Linked DNA regions of Homo sapiens: region 2 is linked to region 1. A link is a contact called in ENCODE Hi-C or POLR2A ChIA-PET data. All regions are on one chromosome and are shown on one strand. Each heading gives the region's core, a stretch centred on a gene start or an enhancer-like site at or near the end of the contact. The rest is flanking DNA. Distances are from core to core; before and after follow the strand shown. Region 1 has its middle 37 kb from the start of IFNAR1. Region 2 holds the start of DONSON (DNA replication fork stabilization factor DONSON).

Region 1 (4,112 bases), core at 1,182-3,681:
GATCTCAAACTCCTGGCCTCAAGTGATTCACCCACCTCAGCCTCCCAAATTGCTGGGATTACAAGCGTGAGCCGCCAAGCCCAGTCTGCACACTCACTTTGAAAAAGGATTTGTATAGCTTGTAATAAGACGTTACTATACTTGTATTCTGGGCAGATAAAATAATGGCAGAGAGCAGACTTCCTTTAGAAAAAGGAGGAAATAATGTATCAGAAACCAAGGATGAATCACTTACTGTTAAGTCTGCCCTAATTAAAAATAAATAAGTAAAATAGTGACCTTTTTAAAGCTGGGTGTGGTGGTGCACACCTATAGTCCCAGCTACTCCAGATGCTGAGGCGGAAGGATCGCTTGAGATAGAAGTTTGAGGCCAGTCTGGACAACAGAGTGAAACCCTGTCTCTTAAAAAAAAAAAAATTACTATCTTAACCATTTTACACATACAATTCAGTAGTATTACCTATTTTCAGAACTTTTTCATCTTGAAAAACTGAAGCTTTATAGCCACTGAACAACTCTCCATTTTCCCCTTCCTTGAGCCGCCAGCAATCATCGGTCTAATTTCTGTCTCTAGAAATTAGATTGCTTTAGAAACCTCATGTAAGTAGAATCACATGGTATTTATATTTTTGTTGCTGGCCTATTTCACATAGCATACATAATGTCCTCAAGCTTCACCTATGTTGTAGCACATGACAGAATTTCCTTTTTTTTTTTTTTTTTTTTTTTTGAGACGGAGTCTCACTTTGTCGCCCAGGCTGGAGTGCAGTGGTGCGATCTCGGCTCACTGCAAGCTCCGCCTCCCGGGTTCACGCCATTCTCCTGCCTCAGCCTCCCGAGTAGCTGGGACTACAGGCACCCTCCACCACGCCCGGCTAATTTTTTGTATTTTTAGTAGAGACGGGGTTTCACCGTGTTAGCCAGGATGGTCTCGATCTCCTGACCTCGTGATCTGCCCGCCTCGGCCTCCCAAAGTCCTGGGATTACAGGCGTGAGCCACCACGCCCGGCCTCAGAATTTCCTTCTTTTTAAAGGCTGAATAATATTCCGTGGCATGTGAACACCACATTTTATCTGCTAATCTATCAAAGCAAATATTTTGCAAATAATTTTTCCAATTCCAAAGGTTGTCTTTTCCATTGATTATTTCCTTTTATATGCAGAAGTTTTTAAGTTTGATGTAGTCCCATTTGTCTACTTTTGTTTTTGTTGTCTGTGCTTTTGGTGTCATAGCCAATAAATCATTGCCAAGTCCAATATCATGAAGATTTCCCCTATGTTTTTGAGGGGAAAAATCTCAAACCGTTTTTCCTCTGCTCTCATGCCACAACAATAAACACAGAAGACTTCTGTGACCAAATGCGTAGTGATTTCTCCCCATTAACAAGAAGGCAATCAATTCTGCAGCAGACACTGGTTGGGTATCCTCCTATTTAATTCTGACACTGTCTACCTGGAGATAGCATCAGATCCTGATACAACACCTAAACAAAATTTATTTAGGCAGTTAGTGAGGATAAAAGAGTCCTCAGTAAGGTTTGCCTTTTAATAAAAAGAAGCCCCAAATCATTTCTTTTCTAACAAAAAGAGCCTGAAAACTCAAGCTGCAAACATAGATAAGCAAACTGGAAGCTTGCATAGGCGAATGCCAGCAGCTGTGCCAATAGGAAAGGGATACTTGGAAGTCAGGTATATTCAATATTGAAGTTCCCTTTTCCCTTTTCTTTGTTGCCACGTGTGCAGTAAAAAAGCAGGCAACAAGGCCTGGGCTAGGTAGAGGTGCCATTTGCATAATAACAGATGAGGGTGGGATGGCCAGCCTCTTCCTGTGCTATGTAAATGGAACACCTGGTCCAACCAATCCTCTGTGCCCTACGTAAATAAGACACCGCTTCCTCAAGCTCATCTATAAAAGCAACCGCATCTCGCTGTAAACCCGGAAACCTGTTCGGGACTCCTTCCTCTGCACAGGGAAGGTCTCTTCTTTCTTTTGCCTGCTAAACTTCCGCTCTTGAACCCACTCCTTTTGTGTCCCCATCCTCGATTTCCTTGGCGTGGGGCAACAAACCACACGTATTACCCCAGACAACCATGCTGCTTCAATCTCACAGGTTGAGAGCTCATTCCCACAAGACTGCCCCCTTATTTCCGATGCCAATTGCAAGCCCCAGGTTTTACCTGTTATGACTGAATGACTATAAATTGAGGGTCCCATGGCCCCCTCCTTGTGTTCAACTGATTTGCTAGATTGCCTAACAGAACTAGAGGAAACACTAACTTATGTTTACCGGTTTATTATGAAGGCTATTACAAAGGATACAGATGAAGAGATACATAGGATAAGGTATGTGAGAAGGACTGCAGAGATTCTATGCCCTTCCCAGCAGCCTCTGCATGTTCAGCTATCAGGAAGCTCTCTACTAAAAATAGAAAAATTAGTTGGGCGTGGTGGCAGGCGCCTGTAATCCCAGCTATTCAGCAGGCTGAGGCAGGAGAATTGCTTGAACCTGGGAGGTGAAAGTTGGAGTGAGCCGAGATCGCCCCACCGCACTCCAGCCTGGGCGACAAGAGCAAAACTCTGTCTCAAAAAAAAAAAAAAAAAAAAAAAAAAAGGAAGTAGTGACACGAAACACTGTCTCCACACTCCACCCTTATAACCTCCAGCTGGCACCCTGAATGGTCTGGCCTCTCCCTGGGGGCGGATAGGGCAGGAGACACTAAAGTATTAATTATCTTTTTTGATCATGGCTGTAACTGTTCTGCGCCATCTTCAACAGGTGAGACTAAGGAGGGAATCACAGCTAGTCATCTCAGCCAGGCCAGTAGGGGGCGCAGTGCAGTGATCATTCCCTGGGGCCAAGGCTGTCTCCTTGCAGGTTCATCTCAGCTCTGCAGCAATGCCTACTTCTTTCCATCCGCTCCGAGGCTGTTACTAAGTATGTGGAGCTCCTTTTCAACAACTCGCTTACTACAAAGTCCTGCTCATTAAAAGGCGAAGGTGGTAGTGGTAGAGGACTAGATGGGCTAAGTATTTGCTCAACTGCTCTATCTTGCTTTGTAACTACCAAACCATTTCTGGGTGAGATCATGGGGACACCAGATTCTTCACATCCTTTCCTCATTTGCTCAAGACGAGATAATCACAAACAGAACTTTAAGAAACCACCTGTATAAACATACTTGGCGTATCTTCTGGGAATGGAATTATTGAATAGTAACCGATTGTCAGCCTGAACAGGGTGACTTGTTGCCCTCCAGTGGTAAATTCAATCAGTGTTTGTACCGTCAACGTCCCCGCTCAATCACCGTTAAACACTTAGGCAACCAAGTGTCAGCCACAAAGTTAAAAAACAGTCCTTGTTTTCATGGAGCTTGCCAAATAAATATAAGCAAATGGTATAAAATCCCTTCCCTAGGGAGCATGCTAGACACACCCGCAGGTACAGACACAGATGGGGCATGATGACTTCTCCACGTGTATGCAGTGGAGTTCTTTTAGGGAGATTTCAGAGTGGATGATGTACTTTTATACTACAACATTTAGAATAATCTCTCTAAGTACAATTCCAGAATATTAAAAGTATTATAAAATTTGGGAATAGACAACAGAGTCAAGTACACAAAAAGCCTATTATATATTTAAGGACTATGTTTAGAAAAAAGGGTCCTTTTACTGGAAAGATAGGAAAATAGGTTTTTCTTCTTAACTTTGATGTATCCAGAAAATCTGGGAGGGAGGCTCAAGGGTGGTGAGTCACTGTGAGACGTAATGTTTAATTTAATCCAGCTATTGAGTGATAAAATTTTTCAACTTCCTCCCTTTTCTCAAGACCTTAAAAAAAAAAAAAAACAACAGAACATCTTCTCTGCCAACATTTTTTTTCTTTTGAGATGGAGTCTCGCTCTGTCGCCCAGCCTGGAGTGCAGTGGTGCGATCTTAGCTCACTGTAACCTCCGCCTCCCGGGTTCAATCGATTCTCCTGCCTCAGCCTCCCCAGTAGCTGGGATTACAGGCACATGCCACCATGCTTGGCTAATTTTTGTATTTTTAGTAGAGACGGGGTTTCACCATGTTGGCCAGGCTGGAACTGCCAACATTTTCTTCATCCTAA
Region 2 (4,090 bases), core at 799-3,298, 230 kb before region 1:
TATAAAAGAGGGAGTAGGCCAGGCGTGGTGGCTCACGCCTGTAATCCCAGCACTTTGGGAGGCTGAAGTGGGTGAATCACCTGAGATCAGGAGTTCGAGACCAGCCTGGCCAACATGGCAAAACACTGTCTCTACTAAAAAATAGAAAAATTCGCTGAGCGTGGTGGCGAACGCCCATAATCCCAGCTACTGGGAGGCTGGGGCAGGAGAATTGCTTGAACCTGGGAGGTGAAGGTTGCAGTGAGCCGAGATCACACCATTGCACTCCAGCCTGGGCAACAAGAGAAACTCCGTCTCAGAAAAAAAGAGGGAGTAAATAAAGTAGATAATTTTTTTCCTTCAAAACTTAACCACTTTTAACATTGGAAACACTAATGGACGAATTTGTTTGAATTACTTAAAGTAATAGATTTGAGGCCGGGTGCAGTGGCTCATGCCTGTAATCCCAGCACTTTGGGAGGCTAAGGTGGGTGGATCACTTGAGGCTAGGAGTTCAAGACCAGCCTGGCCAACATGGTGAAACCCATCTCTACTAAAAATACAAAAATTAGCCAGGCTTGATGGTGCATGCCTGTAATCCCAGCTACTCAGGAGGCTGAAGTATGAGAATTGCTTGAACCCGGGAGCCGGAGGTTGCAGTGAGCTGAGATCGTGCCACTGCACTCCAGCCTGGATGAGAGAGCCAGACTCTGTCTCAAAAAATTAATTAATACACTAATAGATTTGAGCACTAGCATTTGTCATATACCACCCTGTTTGTTCTACTTATCTTTAACTAGACCTGACATTTCTAATTTCATTCCTTCTCAGACCTCAGTTGGATGAACCCATTCCACTGTATGAGGCAAAAGTTTCCATGGAAGCTGTTCAGAAAAATCAAGGAAGAAAAAAGCAAGTTGTTCAATTTTAATTTTCTTCTTTCTCAGACCTCAGTCGGATGAACATATTCCAGTATTTGAAGCCAGAATTTTCTTTGGAAATTGTTGAGAAAAACCAAGGAAGATAAAACAAGTTGCATTTTTAAGCACGTTTCTCTGCTAAGACAAGATGCTCAGTTGACACATTTGAAAAGTGTTTGAAAAATTCTTGTGCAAATGATCAAGATAATTCTATAATTAACATCTTAAGGGAATTTTTCTAAAAACCTTTTCATTGTTTCTATATATTTTGCCCCTGCTATAAAATTCCTTCCATGAAGAAAACTGCTGCTTTCAGCAAAAGTCACACTACTCTTGATAAAAGCTGTTGCAGGCCTTTGCTAAGCTATCAAAGTAACGTATTAATTTTGTATCAACTCCGTTCTCAACACCTTCCTTAAGTCTTTGCTGTCATAATTTAAGCATTTGAGTATATTTTGAAGTCTTAAAAGACTTAGCCCATAGGCACTTAAATTTTGTGTTTTCAACTATTCATTCACTCCGGCTTTCCCCAGGATCAAAGAAGATCCCATTAACTTGCCAGTGGCAGCTGCCTGGAAGTCTGAGATGACCAGGCACTGGGAACGGGGAAGGGAGGGATGTCGGTAGGCTGCGCTGGCATAGGAAGCGTGCTGACGTCTTATCTGAGTTCTCTGGGGGTTGAGGAAGGTGGCCTAGTCCCCTCTCCTCGCCTCTTGAGAGCAGTAGCCACTGCCCTCTCTTAAGTTTATGGAAGCAGCAGCCCATCGCCGCAGCTCAAGTTTGTTTCCTTTTCATCCAGGCGCCAAACCCCGGGCTGATCACATCCCTGCTGCGGGCTTAAATAGAGTTAAGCTATTTCGGTGCCCCACAGGGTAGTGCACATCAGCGCCCTGGATCGCATACTTTCCAGAAGCGTCGCTGAACCTGGCGACTGGACTCTGGCCGAGGACCTGGCAGAAGCGCCAGGGCAGGGTCACCGCTGGGACAGTGGGCGTTGACGGCCACCCGGGATCGCCGCTGCGGGCTGCGTCTCGCGGGCTGCCCACTGCGCATGCTCCGCTCGGAACCGGCGGGGGCGGAGGCGGGGCCGCGTCGGGGGCGGGAGCTCGGCGAGGCGCCACGTCAGGGGCGGGCCCGGCGCGCGCGGGAAGTCTCTGTAGGGCGGCCGGCTACCCTCAGCCGCCGCGCGTCATGGCCCTTTCGGTGCCCGGCTACTCACCGGGCTTCCGAAAGCCGCCCGAGGTAGTGCGGCTCCGACGGAAAAGGGCCCGGAGCCGTGGAGCTGCCGCCTCCCCGCCCCGTGAGCTGACGGAGCCGGCGGCCCGCCGAGCCGCCCTGGTGGCGGGGCTGCCTCTTCGCCCTTTCCCTGCTGCGGGGGGCAGAGGCGGTGGCAGCGGCGGCGGCCCGGCCGCTGCTCGGAGGAACCCCTTCGCCCGCCTGGACAACCGACCGCGGGTCGCCGCGGAGCCCCCCGACGGGCCGGCCCGCGAGCAGCCGGAGGCCCCGGTCCCGGTGAGTGTCTTGTAGCCTGGCCGCCAAGGGGCTCTTGTCTTTCGTGGGTTGAGCCAGCTGTGAATGGGGGATGGAAAGTCCTCGCGTTCGAGGCAAGGAAATGGGCGCGAAGACTTCGGCCGCCCGTGGCCTTAGGGTACCCCGCCCTGGGAGCCGCGATTCTGGCAAGGCCGGGTTTGTGGGAAGAGCGCTCCCCTGGCTACCCCGCTGCGGGCTGTGCTCACGGGACGCGTTCCCGAGGAAAGTGAGGGGGCCCCAGAGGGCAGCGAGGAGCCCCTTGGAGAGGACTTAGAGGTGACTTGGAAAAGAGCTCGAAAAACCCTGAGAGCCCCCATCTTGCAAGGACGCTGTTCGATGGGGCAGGTGACAAGCCCTGCTTCCCCCGTGATTTAGGGCCTCCCTTCTCTCACGCACTCCAAATTATTCTGGAGATGGGGGAATGTCGAGGATTCGTGGGGTCAGAATTCACTAGCATCTGTCTTACCCAAAGCCTTTTGGATCTTTCGGTTTGAAACGCCGGTCCCTGTTCCCCTCAATTTTGATACTAAAGTTCAGACACAAAACTGAAGTGTTGAAACTCATAGATTGGATGGGGTGCCTCTGAATTTAGGTGTACTTGCGTTTATTGAGAAACATGTATGCCAGGTGAGGCTCTGTACATATTTAACGCAAACTTCAGCATCCTTTAAATTTTAAAGGAGAATATATTTAACCTCAGTTTTTAGATTCTAATCAAGAAAATGATTTGCTATGGGAAGAGAAGTTTCCTGAAAGAACAACTGTTACTGAATTACCTCAGGTAATACTTTTTAAATATCATTAGAATGTGTATTTGTATAAACTTTTTTTTCATAGGATTTGAGCCTATTTTTAAAAATACATTTATACTTCTCAGAAGCATTTTGCTTGGAAAGTAGTTTTACAGAGAGGCTTGATCATCTCAACCAGGGATGAAAATACCGCATCAGCCAAGGTAAAGGAGTTGGTTTGATACAGTAATGATGACTGTAAAGATAGCCAGCGCTAAAATAGGCCTGATAGACGTGGGGGTTTTCTTTTACTCTCTAACAGTTTTTACCACTCTTCTTTGGGCAGTTGACTTCTCCAGTTCATCACTCAGAGCCAGCCCTCCTGGCCCACCTCCACAGGTTGTGGCATAGCACTGAACCTCGTTGCTCCTCTCCCCTAACACACACACGTTTCCATTCCCCAACTACTACCATTGTGCTGTGTAGTTTGATAAATGCGGTTTGTCCTAATGGGAACAGGCTAGAAGAGTTCTCCAAGACCCAGTTTCTCTTGTAAATAAGTGACCTTCTTATGGTCTATCCAAGATAGTTCCCCCTTCTCTGATATTTTATTGTGATATAAAAGAATGCTTGGCCGGGCACAGTGGCTCATGTCTGTAATCCCAACACTTTGAGAGGCTGAAGCAGGCGGATCACACCTGAGGTCAGGAGTTCGCGAACAGCCTGGCCAATATGACGAAACCCCCGTCTCGACTAAAAATACAAAAAAATTAGCCAGGCGTGGTGGGGCACGCCTGTAGTCCCAGGTACTCGGGAGGACGAGGCACGAGAATCGCTTGATCCTAGGCGGCAGAGGTTGGTACTGAGCCGAGATCACACCACTTCACTCAGCCTAGGCGACAGAGGGAGACTCCGTCTCAATTTAAAAAA

The links. Hi-C counts contacts between places; a loop is a spot of excess contacts on that map. ChIA-PET counts read pairs that join two places held with the same protein, here RNA polymerase II (POLR2A). Pooled maps may share reads with other maps.
Region 2: a loop to region 1 is called in a map with no recorded cell type, with 12 times the contacts of the local background. The contact joins the promoter of DONSON here to the enhancer-like site in region 1. A Hi-C loop is called at or near these places in 1 of 37 single-sample maps with no recorded cell type and 6 of 50 pooled maps. POLR2A ChIA-PET finds 5 or more read pairs at or near these places in 8 of 52 experiments (A549, BJ, CD4-positive, alpha-beta memory T cell and 5 more).

The regions. Positions count from the first base shown.
Region 1 is chr21:33,360,135-33,364,246 of GRCh38, reverse strand. No RefSeq gene overlaps it. Among named protein-coding and RNA genes, the nearest start is that of IFNAR1, 37 kb to the right of the region's middle. RefSeq lists a silencer at 2,730-3,024. Within about 2 kb of position 2,431, at least 31 of the 41 ENCODE cell types and tissues checked have a DNase peak (open chromatin) inside an H3K27ac peak, as active enhancers do.
Region 2 is chr21:33,586,642-33,590,731 of GRCh38, reverse strand. DONSON (DNA replication fork stabilization factor DONSON) reads left to right here and starts at 2,048. Exons shown (of 10, transcript NM_017613.4): 1 at 2,048-2,411; 2 at 3,130-3,210. The coding sequence starts at 2,091. It overlaps CRYZL1 (crystallin zeta like 1), which reads left to right. Exons shown (of 13, transcript NM_145858.3): 13 at 811-1,391. The coding sequence ends at 910. RefSeq lists an enhancer at 1,860-2,359 and a silencer at 1,818-2,507.